2 separate regions of the Homo sapiens genome follow, and region 1 is linked to region 2. Evidence: chromatin contacts called from ENCODE Hi-C or POLR2A ChIA-PET data. All regions are on one chromosome and are shown on one strand. Each heading gives the region's core, a stretch centred on a gene start or an enhancer-like site at or near the end of the contact. The rest is flanking DNA. Distances are from core to core; before and after follow the strand shown.

Region 1 (7,010 bases), core at 4,446-6,945, 54 kb before region 2:
AATCTAAACTAAAATAGAACAAACGTGCTGAAAACGCCAAGCCCATCCTACATTAAATGAGTTGCCCCCCCCCTTTTTTTTTTTTTGAGACGGAGTTTGGCTCTTGTTGCCCAGGCTGGAGTGCAATGGCACGATCTCGGCTCACCGCAACCTCTGCCTCCCGGGTTGAAGCGATTCTCCTGCCTCAGCCTCCCAAGTAGCTGGGATTACAGGCATACCACCACACCTGACTAATTTTTGTATTTTTAGTAGAGACGGAGTTTCTTCATGTTGGTCAGGCTGGTCTCGAACTCCCGATCTCAGGTGATCTGCCTGCCTCGGCCTCCCAAAGTGCTGGGATTACAGGCGTGAGCCATCGCGTCCGGCCGAGTTGCCCACATATTTCATGCGCAAAATCACAACAATCCTTTAACAACAGATTTATATGTTACACGGATGCATTTCAATATTTGATACCACGTGGGCTGGGGGTCCCGGGCTGCCAGCAGGAGCCAAGAGTCTCCCAGGTCTCCCTCTGTTGCTCGTGGACTGGGGCATTACCAGGGAACACGGCAGAATACAGAAATCAAAAACTCCGATCTAGAACCATCTCCTGGCTTTGTGACCGTGAGATCAACTCCCTTCTCTAAACACTAATCCCTTCCTCTGAAAAATTAGAATTAAAGCCAGGTTCTCCCAGGCAGGTCAGTGAAGAAGGAGGAGCAGGTGCTCACTCGGCTCACGAACTGCTTGGTTGGCCTCTGGCGCCCCCTCGCGGCAGGACGAGATGGCACACTTTCGGGGCAGGGCCTAGCATTCAAATGAGATGCAAATCACTCCTCTCGTGCCCAGTCTCCGGAAAAGGTTTCCTAGGAGTCCACGCGTGTCCATGGAAACTAGCAAGCGTGACTGCGGTGCACGGGAATCTGGCTGACAGGAAGAAGGAGGCTGGGGGCCTGGGAGGCCAGAGGGTCCTGAATACTGGATGACCACCTGATTTCATGCTCACCTCGACTTCCAACCTCCAGGTTGGAAAATTGACCCAGCTCAGGACCCTGGTGCTGCCTGATGCTTCATGTTCCAGCAGCCCTCTCTGGACTGCTGTGGCGCATCTGTGAAATGGGTGCATTGAGTCTGGGCGTGGTGGCTCACTCCTGTAATCCCAACACTTTGGGAGGCCGAGGCAAGTGGATCACCTGAGGTCAGGAGTTCAAGACCAGCCTGGCCACTGTCACAAAACCCCGTCTCTACTAAAAAAAAAAAAAAAATATATATATATATATATATATATATAAATTAGCTGGCGTGGTGGCACGCACCTGTAGTCCCAGCTACTCAGGAGGCTGAGGCATGAGAATCACTTGAACCTGGGAGGCGGAGGTTGCAGTCTGCCAAGATTGCACCCCTGCACTCCAGCCTGGGCGACACAGGGAGACTCTGTCTCAAAAAAATAAAAATCACTTAAATTATCTGTAAATCATACCAGGTTGCCCTTTTCCAACAAATCACAGGCGATGTAACCTGTCAACATTGTTACTATTATTCCAGCCAACATGCAGTGACCAGCCATCCGTATCTGGGCAGTGAGGTTGAGGGAGTCCACTCTCTGTCCCTGTCAGGCTGTGTGCCTTGGACTGTATGGTGGAACTCTCCAAGCCTCACCCCCCATCCCCACCTCCCCACTCCCCACCTGTCTGAGCTGGAATGAGAAGGGCAGCTTAGCAAAAGGCCAAGGTAGATGAGCTCACCATCTACCAAGAGCAGTGTGGGGCCTGCTTGCAGGGTTAACTTTCCAAGTTGAAGCCAGACACCCCCAAACTAGAGAATCACCCCACATACAAACAGCAGGACCAGACCTTGGTATCTGTGTTCCCCCAACCCCAACAAATAATGGCAAAACCTAAGCCAGCACTGCAATGAATGTTGGCCATTTAGGTAAGTGTCCCCTTATTGTGGGGTTTCATGTATGTTTCCACCTCCCCCACCAGGCTGTGAGCACCAGAAGGGAGAGCTGGGCCTGTCTTGGTCACCCCTGGGTCCTCAGAGCCCAGCACGTAGATGGGCTCTCCACTGATGTTCGTCGAATGAATACATGAAAATATCTTGTATCTCTGTATTCCCACCACCCAGAGCAAACTGTAGCCCTGATCCAAATGAATTGCTGAGCCCTCAACGTGAGACTTTTCCTTACCTGGAAAACATGGAAAATTCACCCTAACACTGATGATGATGAAAGAATGAGTGTTGGGCTGAGGCCTGATGAATGAGTGAATGAATCAATCAATCGATCAATCAATTGAAAGAAGGAACAGGTTCTTGCTACATATGAAGAGGCCCAGAGAGGTTAAGGGATGTGCCCAAAGTCACACAGCAAAGAAGGAGGCCACCTGGAAGTGAAGGGTCACCCTCACCCCATACTCTTCCTTGGGGCCATTTTACCTACGAGGCTGAGGGCACAGGGCCCACAAACTCTTTTCAAGGGGCCCCAAAATTTTCAAACCTGAAAAAAAAACTTGATTCCAGTCCAGGCGCAGTGGCTCATGCCTGTAATCCCAGCACTTTGGGAGGCCCAGTGGGTGGATCAGTTGAGCTTAAGAGTTCCAGATGAGCCTGGACAACATAGTAAGACCCCATCGCTACAAAAAAATTAATTAATTAATTTAAAATAGAGAAAGGATTTGAATAGACATTTCTCCAAAGAAGATATATGAACAGCCAAAAAGCCCATGAAAAGATGCTTAACATCATTAGTTATTAGGGAAATGCAAATAAAAACCACAATGAGATATTACTTTATAAGCATCAGAATGACTATTATCAGGGAGGAGGAGGCTGGGTGTGGTGGCTCACTCTGTAATCCCCCAGCACTTCAGGAGGCTGAGGTGAGAGGATCACTTGGGCATAAGAAGTTTGAGACAAGACCAACATAGCAAGACCCCATCTCTACAAAAAAATTTTAAAAACTGGCTGGGTATGGTGGCTCACACCTGTAATTCCAACACTCTGGGAGGCCGAGGTGGGAGGATCACTTGAGGCAGGAGTTTGAGACCAGCCTGGCCAACATGGTGAAACCCTGTTTCTACTAAAAATACAAAAATTAGCTGAGTGTGGTGGTAGGCACCTGTAATCCTGCTACTTGGGAAGCTGAGGTGCAAGAATCGCTTGAACCCGGGAGGTGGAGGTTGCAGTGAGCCGAGATCTCACCACTGCACTCCAGTCTGGGCAACAGAGTGAGAGTTCATCTCAAAAAAAAAAAAAAAAAAAAAGGCTATTATGAGGAAGGAGGAGGCTGGGTGTGGTGGCTCACTCCTGTAATCCCAGCATTTAGGGGGACTGAGGTGAGAGAATCACTTGGGTATAAAGAGTTTGAGACCAGACCAACATAACAAGACCCCATCTCTATGAAAAAAAAAAAAAAACTTAAAAATTAGCCAGGCATGCTGATGCTTGCCTGTGGTCCCAGCTACTTGGGGAGAGGCTGAGGCAGAAAGATCACTTGAGCAGGAGGTCAAGGCTGTAATGAGCTATGATCACACCACTGCAATCCAGCCTGGGTGACAGAGCAAGGCCCTGATAAAAAAAAAAAGAAGAAGGAGGAGGAGGAGACGAGGAGGAGGAAGAAAGGAGGAGGAGGAGAAGGAAGGGAGGAGGAGGAGGAGAAGGAAGAGGAGGAGGAGGAGGGCAGGAGGAAACACGTGTTGGGGAGGATGTGCAGAAAATTATTTTTAAAAACCTCAGACATTGCTGGTGGAAATGGAAAACGGTGCAGCTGCTGTGGAAAAGTTTGAGGGTTCCACAAAGAGTTAAAATAGAGTAACTATGTGACTCAGCAACTCCACTCCTAGGAGTCCACGCCCCACAAGAATTGACAGCAGTGACTCAAGAAGATACCTGTGCACACATGTTTATAGCAGCATTAGTCACCTTCACCAAAAGGAACCAACAACACAAATACCCATCAATGGATGAACGGATGAACACAATGTGTTCCAGACACGCTATGGAATATTACGCAGCCATAAAAAGGAATGAGGCACTGATCCATGCTACAACCTCGATGAACCTTGAGTACATCATGCAGAGTGAGAGAAGCCAGAATGCCACCTCTTGTATGACTCCATTGATATGAAGTGTCCAGAACAGGCAAATCGACAGAGACAAGAAGTAGATTAATGGTTGTGAGCCACTTGAGGAGGGGGAATGGGGAGTGGCTGGTAATGGGGATGGGGTCTCCTTTTGGGGGGATGAAAATCTTCTGGAGCTAGACAGAGGTAATGATTGTACAACACTAAATGCCACTGAATAAAATGATTAATTTTATGTTATGTAAGTTTCATCTCGATTTTTTTAAAGTGCTGTGCGAATAATTTGGGGGACCAGTTGGGGAAGGGATCCAGGATTCTCCCTAGCCTCCTAGAGGAAGCAACGGTTACCCAAAGGCTTGAAGGAAGTAAGCAGAGGGGAAATCACAGCCAATGACAGAGTCCCTGGGTTGAGATCAAATGAAAAGTGAATTTTTAAATTTTGTTATTTCTTTTTTGAGACACAGCCTCGCTCTGTCACTCAGGCTGGAGTGCAGTGGCGTGATCTCAGTTCACTGCAGCCTCGACCTCCTGGGCTCAAGCGATCCTCCTGTCTCAGTCCCGAAAGTAGCTGGGTCCACAGGCGTGCACCACCACACCAGGCTGACTTCCTTATTTTTTGTAGAGATGGGGTCTGGCTATGTTGCCCAGGCTGGTCTCAAACTCCTGGGCTTAAGCCATCCTCCTGCCTCAGCCTCCCAAAGTGCTGGGATTACAGTTGTGAACCACCTCACCCAGCCCTTTCTCTCTCTCTCTCTTTTTTTTTTTTTTTTTTTTTGATGGAGTCTTACTCTGTCAGCCAGGCTGGAGTGTGCAGTGGTGCAATCTCGGCTCACTGCAACCTCCGCCTCCCTGATTCAAGCATTCCTCCAACCTCAGCCTCCCGAGTAGCTAGGATTACAGGCCATGCACCACTACGCCGGGCTAATTTTTTTTTTTTTTTTTTTTTTTAGTAGAGACGGGGGTTTCACCATGTTGGCCAGGCTGGTCTTGAACTCCTGACCTCAAGTGATCCGCCCACCTCGGACTCCTAAAGTGCTGAGATTACAAGCGAGAGCCACCGCGCCCGGCCTCCTTTCTCTTTATTTTTTATTTTTTAATTAATTAATTAATTAATTTTGAGACGGAGTCTCGCTCTGTCGCCCAGGCTGCAGTGCAATGGCGTAATCTCAGCTCACTGAAACCTCCGCCTCCTGGGTTCAAGCAATTCTCCTGCATCAGCCTCCCGAGTAGCTGGGATTACAGGCTCCGGCCACCACGCCCGGCTAATTTTTGTATTTTTAGTAGAGACGGGGTTTCACCATATTGGCCAGGCTGGTCTGGAACTCTTGACCTTGTGATCCGCCCGCCTCGGCCTCCCAAGGTGCTGGGATTACAGGCGAGAGCCACCGCCCCCGGCCTCCTTTTTCTTGTTTTAAACCACAATACAATCGATGCTTAGGGCGGCAGGGGGCGGGGTGGTGCCCTTTTCTGAACTTAGCGAGCTGTGGGGTTCCCGCGATCCAGTCCCTAGTGGGGCCTCCCCGCCCTGCGCCCGGTGCCAGGCCCCGCCCCGCCAGGCCCAGCGGACCAAGAGGGGGCGCCCGCGGGGCCCCGGGAGGGAGGAGAAAAGACTTTGTCCCAAGTTTTCGCGGAGATTCGGCGTCCCGGCTGCGACCAGCACCCCGGAGCCCCCGTCCGTCTGGCGACCCCCAGCCCAGTCCCCGAACTTTCAGACACTCCCTGCGGCCCCGCCCCCTCGGGGACCCCCTGAGGACCCTCGGATTCCCCCCAACTCCCCTGCCCTCTAAAACCACTTCAATTCCTCAACTCTTCCCCCGGCCCGCAGGAACCCCCGCCATGGCCCGTTCTTACGGCGGCCGGGTGCTGGCTGCAATGACCCTGCTGGGCATCGCGGCGGCCGTGCTGGCGGCGCTGGGCGCGCAGCTGCTGTTTCAGCTGCAGGCGGGCCGCGCCGAGCTGCGGGGGCTGCGCGCCGAGGGGCTGGGCCAGGAGCTGGGCGCCGGCCCCGGGCTGCCAGAGGACGCGGCCGGGACGCTGCTGCCGCTGGCCGCCGCGCTGGCCGCGCTGGTGCTCGTGCTGGGGTTCACCTGCTTGCTGCTCGCCGCGCTCTGTGGCCACCTGGGCGCCGAGCTGGCGCGGGGGCCTGGCCCCAGGAGGTAGGAGGACTGGCCTCACCGCCTCGGAGGCCCGGCTGGGGGCTGGGTGAGCCTGGTTGAGCCTCTTCCCCTCTTTTGGCCTCAGGCTGGGGGGACAGCTTCCCTCCCCACTTCCCTCTCCCCACCACTCCATGTCTCTCTGCCTCCCTCCTTTCCTCTCCTCCTCCCTCCTTCCCTCCCTCCATTCTATATTTGTTCAATTTTGCAGCAGGTGCAACCACTGCTGTGTCTCGCATTTTGCAGATGAGGAAACTGAGGCTCAAAGAGGGTCCAGGATCAGCTTGCCTGGATCTCAAACAGGGGAGGCTGAGCTCTCAGGCTGTCTGGCTTGGAAGTGGGTGGGAGGCGGGACAGTGCTGGACTTGAACTTGGTTCTGGGTAGAGCCAGCCAGAGCCTGTGTCCTGGTCTGAAATTGAGTTCCTTCCTCAGGGACCTGAACTCAGTCAGGGATGTGGTCATTGAGGGACCCCTATCAGGGGCAGTGGTTGTGGAAGGAGGAACCCTCCTTGAGCTGAGGACTCCGCTGTCCCACATGGTAGTGTTTCTCTCCAGAATGTCGGGGGAGAGGAGCCCAAATTCTAGTCCAGAATTCTGTGAAATTGAGCAGATGAGAACTCCCACCATTGAGGTAGATCCTATCCAGACCATGCACCTTCCACCCAAGGGACAATGAAATGCATGGGTCCCACGGGTCAGCAAACATCTGTTGGGTGCCTGCCTGCAGGGGAATGGATCTGGCTCAGGGCATCAGAGACAGCGGGGACCAAGTGGACCCAGACCTGCTCTCAT
Region 2 (7,651 bases), core at 746-3,245:
CACCGTGTTACCCAGGCTGGTCTGAAACTCCCGGGCTAAAGTGATCCTCCCACCTCTGCCTCATTTCTCCTATTAATCTTCCTTTTGTGAGTTGATTTTTCAAGGAACCTTCAGAGGGTGAAGGGGAAGATCACCCAGTTTGATGGGAAAGGCGGGGGTGGGGGGGAGAATCAGTCACACGCATAAATATATAATTACTTTTTTTTTTTTTTGAGACAGAGTCTCACTCTGTCACCCAGGCTGGAGTGCAGTGGCACGATCTCTGCTCACTGCAACCTCCACCTCCCGAGTTCAAGAGATTATCCTGCCTCACCCTCCTGAGTAGCTGGGATTAAAGGCGCCAGCCACCACACCTGGCTAATTTTTTTTTTTTTTAAGACAGAGTCTTGCTCTTGTCGCCCAGGCTGGAGTGCAATGGCATGATTTCAGCTCACTGCAACCTCCCCCTCCTGGGTTGAACCCATTCTCCTGCCTCAGCCTCCCAGGTAGCTGGGATTACAGGCGCCCGCCACCACACCCGACTAATTTTTGTGTTTTTAAAAGAGATGAGGTTTCATCATGTTGGCCAGGCTGGTCTCGAACTCCTGACTTCAGGTGATCCACCCGCCTCGGCATCCCAAAGTGCTGGGATTACAGACGTGACCCATTGCGCCCGGCCTGCCATTACCTTTTTAATGTTAGGGCCCTAGGAGCTGATCAAAAGGAGGTAGTGTTGAAGAGGGGGACTTTCTGTAGGAGGGGACCTGTTAGCAGAGCAGCAATTAGCCAGGCAGAGGAGGAGAAGGTGTAAAGGCCCTGCGATGGGAATGCACTTGGTGGAAGAACCTTGGGGAGGCTACAGGAAGGAGTGAAAAGAAAATGACCTTAAAGGTGTGATCAGGTCCTTGAAGGTGTAAGGAGGGAGAGAAGGGGCAGGGGGAGATAGAGAAGGAGAAACAGGAAGAGGAGGGAGGAGGGGGAGGAGGGAGAGTAGGAGGAAGGAAGGGGAGGGGAGAACGGGTTGTATTCTAAGAGGGAAGGGGAGCCAGAGCCCAATTGTAATCACGTTGTAAGATCGCCCTCTGGCTGCCCAGTGGCGAGCAGGCGGGAAGACGGGGCCGGTCCACCCTGTTGTCTACCCTCCGGTCCTCTTCACAGCCGGCGTGGCAGCCTAAACTCTGCCAACCGTAAGTCAGTGGAGTATCCTCCCATCTCCCAATGCGGTTACCCCGTCAACAGAATGGGAACCACAGGCCGGATGCGGTGGCTCACGCCTTTAATCCCAGCACTTTGGGAGACCAAGGCGGGAGGATCGCTTGAGCCCAGGAGTTCAAGACCAGCCTGGGCAACATAGCGAGACCCTGTCTCAAAAAAACAATCAAACAAAAAAAATTAAAATTAGCCGGGCGCGGGGGCTCACGCCTGTAATCTCAGCACTTTGGGAAGCCGAGGTGGGCAGATCATTTGAGGTCAGGAGTTCGAGACCAGCCTGGCCAACATGGTGAAACCCCGTGTCTACTAAAAATATAAAAATTAGCTGGGCGTGATGGCAGTCGCCTGTAATCCCAGCTACTCAGGAGGCTGAGGCAGGAGAATCGCTTCAACCAGAGACGGAGGTTTCAGTGAGCCAAGATTGTGCCATTGCACTCCAGCTTGGGCGACACAAACACACAAAATTAAGATTAAAAAATATTGGAAACGACATATCCCCAAATGATAGCCAAGCACTTCGTTTGCAGATGCGGTCTTTGGCGCTTCCTACAGATGTGCCAGCTTGATTCCTACCAAGCCCTACCAAGCAGGAGTTAATACTCTCCCCATTTCACAAAGGGGGAAATTGAGGCACAGAGGGCAGCACGTGGGATGCAGGAACCCAGAACCCCTAGTCCTTTCTTGGGCTCGACGGGATGGACCAGCCCCTGGAGGGGGTCCAACCCCTCCCAACGGCCTGGGAAGCCACGGCCAGGCTGGGCGGAACCGTGGGTGTCCCTGGCGCCCCAAGGTGCCAATTAAATATTCGTGGCCGTCTGGGGCCAGAGCTGTGGACCGCGGCATGGCCGAGCCGGGGCCGGAGCCCGGGCGTGCCTGGCGGGTGCTCGCCCTGTGCGGGGTGGCCGTGTTCCTGGCTGCGGCAGCAGCCGGCGGGGCCCTGGTAGCCTGGAATCTGGCCGCCTCGGCTGCTCGGGGACCTCGCTGCCCGGAGCCAGGGGCCAATGCCACGGCGCCGCCCGGGGACCCGCCGCCTGGGGTCGACGACCTGCGGCGCCGGCTGGCAGAGGCTGCCGAGCGGGAGGAGGCCCTAGCCAGGCAGCTGGACCAGGCGGAAAGTATCCGGCACGAGTTGGAGAAGGCATTAAAGGCCTGTGAAGGCCGCCAGGTAGGTGGGCCGGGTAGAGGGGGAGCTCGGGAATCCAGAATGTTGAGATAAGAGACGGCCTGCCCACACAACTCCAGGGTTCCCTCCCTGTGCCTCGGTTTCCCCAGTTCCTCGAATTGAGAGGGTATTGAGAATAGCGCCCTAATGCCTTCCAACCCTTAGATGTCAGCTCACCATGGAGTCTACCTTCTGATCAGAAAGGTGGATCACCTGAGGTCAGGAGTTCGAGACCAGCCTGGCCAATATGGTGAAACCCTGTCTCTACTAAAAATACAAAAATTAGCCTGGCGTGATGGTGAACGCCTGTAATCCCAGCTCCTCAGGAGGCTAACGCGGGAGAATCGCTTGAACCCGGAAGGTGGAGGTTGCAGTGAGCTGAGACCGCGCCACTGCACTCCAGCCTGGGTGACACAGCGAGACTCCATCTGAAAAAAAAAAAAAAAAAAAAAAAAAAAAAAGTCTCACTGTCCTTTGCTATTTGCCAGATAAATGGTGTCTGGAGAAACGCCAGACCACTGGAGGCCCTCCTCCATGTGCCAACTCAGCCCCACTCCAGCCAGTTTCCAGCAGCCCTATTTTGAGAGAGGGACATACATGTCACCTGTAATTAGGAGGCTAAAGTTGGCCTCTTGGGGGAGGTACCTGCTGGGTCCTCCTTTTCCTCTGACTAACCCTTCAGACTTTTTCTTAACCTTTTCCAGCCCTGAGCCTGCCAAAAGAACTGTCCTTAAAATCCCAGCCATTTCCATTTATGGAGTGACTACTGTATACCTCTGTGCACACCCCCCATTCCACCCCAACCTCCCAGCCCAGCCGAGGTAGTGCAGCATCTGAATATTAAAAATCAAAATGGGGCCGGGCGCAGTGGCTCACGCCTGTAATCCTAGCACTTTTGGAAGCCAGGGCGAGTGTATCAGTTGAGGTCAAGAGTTCGAGACCAGCCTGGCCAATGTGGTGAAAACCCGTCTCTACTAAAAATACAAAAATTAGCCAGGTGTGATGGCGCATGCTTGTAATCCCAGGCGGAGGTTGCAGTGAGCTGAGATCCCACCACTGCACTCCCGCCTGGGCGACAGAGCAAGACCCCATCTCAAAATAAATAAATAAATCCAAATAAACCCCTACCCCTTTTCTGCCCCCTGGACCAAGAGAAGGGACTGGGGCAGTCGAGGTTAAGAGGATCCTACTCCAAGTACAGGTTCTGGCTCTGCCCCCTTGCTGTAAGACGCACTGAGGAAGCCGAACCAGTCGTTTTGCAGAATGTCCTACACAGGCAACCGACACATACCCCAAAAATTCAATCATTGTCAACCATCAAATTGCCCTGTGTTGGTTTTTGTTGTTGCTGGGTTTGTTTGTTCTGAGACGGAGTCATGCTCTTTTGTCCAGGCTGGAGTGCAGTGGCACAATAGCTCACTGCAACCTCCACCTCCCAGGTTCAAGCGATTCTCCTGTCTCAGCCTCCTGAGGAGCTGGGATTACAGGCGCCCACCACCACACACTGCTATTTTTTTTTTTTTTTTAAGTAGAGATGGGTTTTCACCATGTTGGCCAGGCTAGTCTCGAACTCCTGGCCTCAAGTGATCCGCCTGCCTCGGTCTCCCAAAGTGCTGAGATTACAGGCGTGAGCCACGACGCCCGGCTAACTTTGTTGGTTTGAAATCCCATCAGCTAGTCCCAGATGGAGCTGAAAGTGGAACTTGAATCTGACCGCAGAGCTCAGCACTCTCCACTTTCTGGTGGCTTAGGGTTGGTGGCGTTGGACCTGGGCAGAGATCTCCCTCCAGGCAGGCAGCTGTCACCACTCGGTGCCCCAGGCTTCAGAAGCCACTTCTGTATTTTACAACTACAAGGCCCCAAAGGACATTCCACACAAAGCTCAGGACACAGGGTCGCAGGTGGCTTCTCACTGTCCCCAAAAGGGCCAGGCCGAATCACTCCTCCTCTCCTCTGCCTACACCCCCTCCCACTTCCCCTCCACTCCTCAGAGCCGGCTTCAGACCCAACTAACGACACTGAAGATTGAGATGGACGAAGCCAAGGCACAGGGGACCCAGATGGGGGCCGAGAACGGGGCGCTGACAGGTGCGTTGGGGTGTAAGGGAGTGGGCAGGGATAGAAGTGGGAGGAGCCTAGGTGAATCCTAGTTATCCAAACAAGCACAGTTGCAAACGTAATGCAAATAACACGGATATAAACGCAAAAACTTATGAAAAGAATGCAAACAACATGCAGAGGCCATGCAAATGTCACAAAAACAAGGCAAATGCCACAAAACATGCAAACTCCTTGTAAACGACTCACGAAAGCAATGCAAACCTATGAAAAGCTATGCAAATGGCACGTGGAAGCCATGCAATGGTACACACTAATTTAATTCAAATAAAGGAAAGCGTGCAAACGGCATGCAGACTATCAACTTGGATTCCGGCGTGCGTGGGGCGGGTGGGCGCGGGAGTCTCCAGCCTGACCCGGCTCCCTGCGCCCCCAGAGGCCCTGGCGCGCTGGGAGGCGGCGGCCACGGAGTCTACGCGGCGGCTGGACGAGGCTCTGCGGCGCGCAGGCGTGGCGGAGGCCGAGGGCGAAGCCTGTGCGGCCCGGGAGGCGGCGCTGCGCGAACGCCTGTGAGTGAGGGGCTGGCCCGAGGGCGGGGTCGGATGGACGGGGAGGGCGCGACCAATGCTTGCGCAGGGCTGCATTCTTTCGGCCAATCATTACTTTGGGCGTGGAATTGTGGTGGGGGGGGGGCATTGTTGATTTAATAGGGGGATCCTGGAATTGGAACCTAAGGATGGAGAAGGGAGTGGACTCTCTTGGGATTCCAGGCTGGGGCGGGCATTCTAGAAACTTAGGTCCCCAGGATCCAGCGTCGGTGGGAGCCCCGAGAGGGACGGGGAACGGAAGAGAAGGGAGCAAGGAAAAGGGAGTATCGAGGGAGAGGCTGGTGGTAGGGGGACAGAGCTTCTGGGGATGTAGCTGGGAGTCTCTAGGGAGGCGTCCCGGGAATGGCTGGGGGTCGAGAACGGATGCCGGATCCTGGGGAGCGGGAAACCCTGGGAGATGGGGATCTCTGGGGATGGAGTTCCCAGCAAAGGGACGCTCTGGCGGATGAGGGCTGGCGATGTCTGGGGACAGGGGTCCAGAGGCTGACAGCCCCCTTCCCCCTTCCCGGCAGTAACGTCCTGGAAGCCGAGATGAGCCCACAGCGCAGAGTGCCCCGGCCGCGTCCCCGCTCGGGGTCCCGACCCCGGCCCAGCCCTCGCTCGCGCTCTCGCTCCGGACCCTCCGGGGGCTGCCGGCGGCCGGCGCGGCGCGCACGAGGGTGAGTCGGCCCCCTGCCGGAAGGGGGCGTCGGCCTGGAGGACACATATGGGGGGGGGGTCTGCGGGGACGTGTATAGAGGCACCCCCACGCTGGATGCGACACTCAGCTTTAGACCCTGGAGACGTCCTGAACGGAAACTGCACAGAAAGGTGCCTCAGCCCTCTCTCCCCCACCATGTAAAGTGCTTATTCTACAGACAGGGAAACTGAGGCCCAAGTGATCATGCAGTGAGCTAGTGCTTAGCTGGGATTTGAAGTCCCCTCTAACAACAATGTTGCCGTCATCCCACAGATATGAGGACTGGAGGTCTAGCCCTGGCTCAGGAAAAACCGGAAAGGGTCACTTTCCCTCTTTGGGTTTCAGTTTACCCTATCTGTAAAATGGGTGATTGGACTCATGATAGGGAGCTGATTTGACAACAAAAGCTGACAAAGGTGGCACAATAGGAAAACCGCAAATCCCTAACCCTGTGAGAAGGGTACAAAACTCCCAGATGGAATTTAAACAAAAAGAACCAAGTAACATGTTTGTTTTGGTTTGGTTTTGAGATGGAGTTTTGCTGTTGTCGCCCAGGCTGGAGTGCAGTGGCACAATTTGGGCTCACTGCAACCTTCACCTCCCAGGTTCAAGCAATTCTCCTGCCTCAGCCTCCCAGGTAGCTGGGATTACAGGCCCCCACCACTACGCCCAGCTGATTTTTGTATTTTTAGTAGAGACGGGGTTACACCATGTTGGCCAGGCTGGTCTCGAACTCCTGAGCTTAGGTGATCCGCCCACCCGGCCTCCCAAAGTGCTGGGATTACAGGTGTGAGCCACCGCTCCCAGCCCATGTTTTTAACCTACACTGCAACAAAGGTGACTTATGCCTGAGACAGAGCAATGGTTCAATATTGCCAAGTCTGTTAATTGCTATACTAATAGATCAAATGAGGAAATGTATAAATTGTGGGGGAAAAAACACATCAAAATCAGTGCCAAGGTGAGGACGTCCACTGTCAAGTAGTTTTTTTTCTGGGAGTACAAGCCAATGCAATTACACAAGAAAAATAAAAGCTACAACTAAAAGGAAGAGAATCTGTAGGTTGAATCACAAGAAAGAGCTGTTTATATGGGTCAAAAATCATTGAAATATGGACAATTTTATATTGCTCAATTTCACATGAATGTATTAGTGGGTTTTCTTGTTTTTCTAACCTTTAAACATTTTTAGCTTGTTATCTAAATTTAACCTTTATATTTGGCATAACTTCAGACTTACAGAAAATTTGGTGGATTAATCTCCAACTCCTTAACAACACAAAGGTTATGGGCACCAGTTCTCCATGCAGTTGAAAATTCACACATAACTTTGACTCCTCCAAACTCAAAGCTGGCCAGGTGTGGTGGCTCACGCCTGTAATCCCAACATTTTGGGAGGCCACAGCAAGAAGATCACTTGAGCCCAGGAGTTCAAGACCAGCCTGGGCACCATAGCAAGAACCTGTCTCTACAAATAATATCAATAATTAGCTGAGCATGGTGACATGCATCTGTAGCCCCAGCTACTTGGGAGGCTGAGGCGGGAGGATCACTTGAGCCCAGGACGTCAAGTTTGCAGTGAGCCATGATCACACCACTGCACTTCAGTCCTCTGAGTGACAGAGCAAGACCCGGTCTCAAAAATTAAACATGAAAAATTAAAGCTATAAAAAAATTATTAAGAAAATCATGCTGGGCACAGTGGTTCATGCCTGTAAGCCCAATACTTTGGGAGGCTAAGGCGGGAGGATCTCTTGAGCCCTGAAGTTCAAGACCAGTCTGGGCAACATAGGGAGACCCTGTCTCTACAAATAATTGTTTCAAAATTCTTTGGGAGGCTGAGGCGGGTGGATCACTTGAGCTCAGGTGTTTGAGACCAGCCTGGGCAACATGGTGAAACCCATTCTCTACCAAAAATACAAAATATTAGCTGGGCATGGTGGCATGCACCTG

The links. A loop is a pair of places that touch in the nucleus more often than their neighbours do. ChIA-PET counts read pairs that join two places held with the same protein, here RNA polymerase II (POLR2A). Pooled maps may share reads with other maps.
Region 1: a loop to region 2 is called in a map of CD8-positive, alpha-beta T cell, with 11 times the contacts of the local background. The contact joins the promoter of TMEM221 here to the promoter of CCDC194 in region 2. A Hi-C loop is called at or near these places in 11 of 168 maps with a recorded cell type or tissue (CD4-positive, alpha-beta memory T cell, CD8-positive, alpha-beta T cell, HCT116 and 7 more), 3 of 37 single-sample maps with no recorded cell type and 21 of 50 pooled maps. POLR2A ChIA-PET finds 5 or more read pairs at or near these places in 23 of 52 experiments (A549, AG04449, B cell and 16 more).

The regions. Positions count from the first base shown.
Region 1 is chr19:17,447,353-17,454,362 of GRCh38, reverse strand. TMEM221 (transmembrane protein 221) reads left to right here and starts at 5,695. Exons shown (of 3, transcript NM_001190844.2): 1 at 5,695-6,220. The coding sequence starts at 5,901. RefSeq lists a silencer at 5,562-5,681.
Region 2 is chr19:17,388,540-17,396,190 of GRCh38, reverse strand. CCDC194 (coiled-coil domain containing 194) reads left to right here and starts at 1,995. Exons shown (of 4, transcript NM_001395222.1): 1 at 1,995-2,356; 2 at 4,345-4,441; 3 at 4,848-4,980; 4 at 5,532-7,651. The coding sequence starts at 2,033. The coding sequence ends at 5,682. RefSeq lists silencers at 4,672-4,861, 4,872-5,111.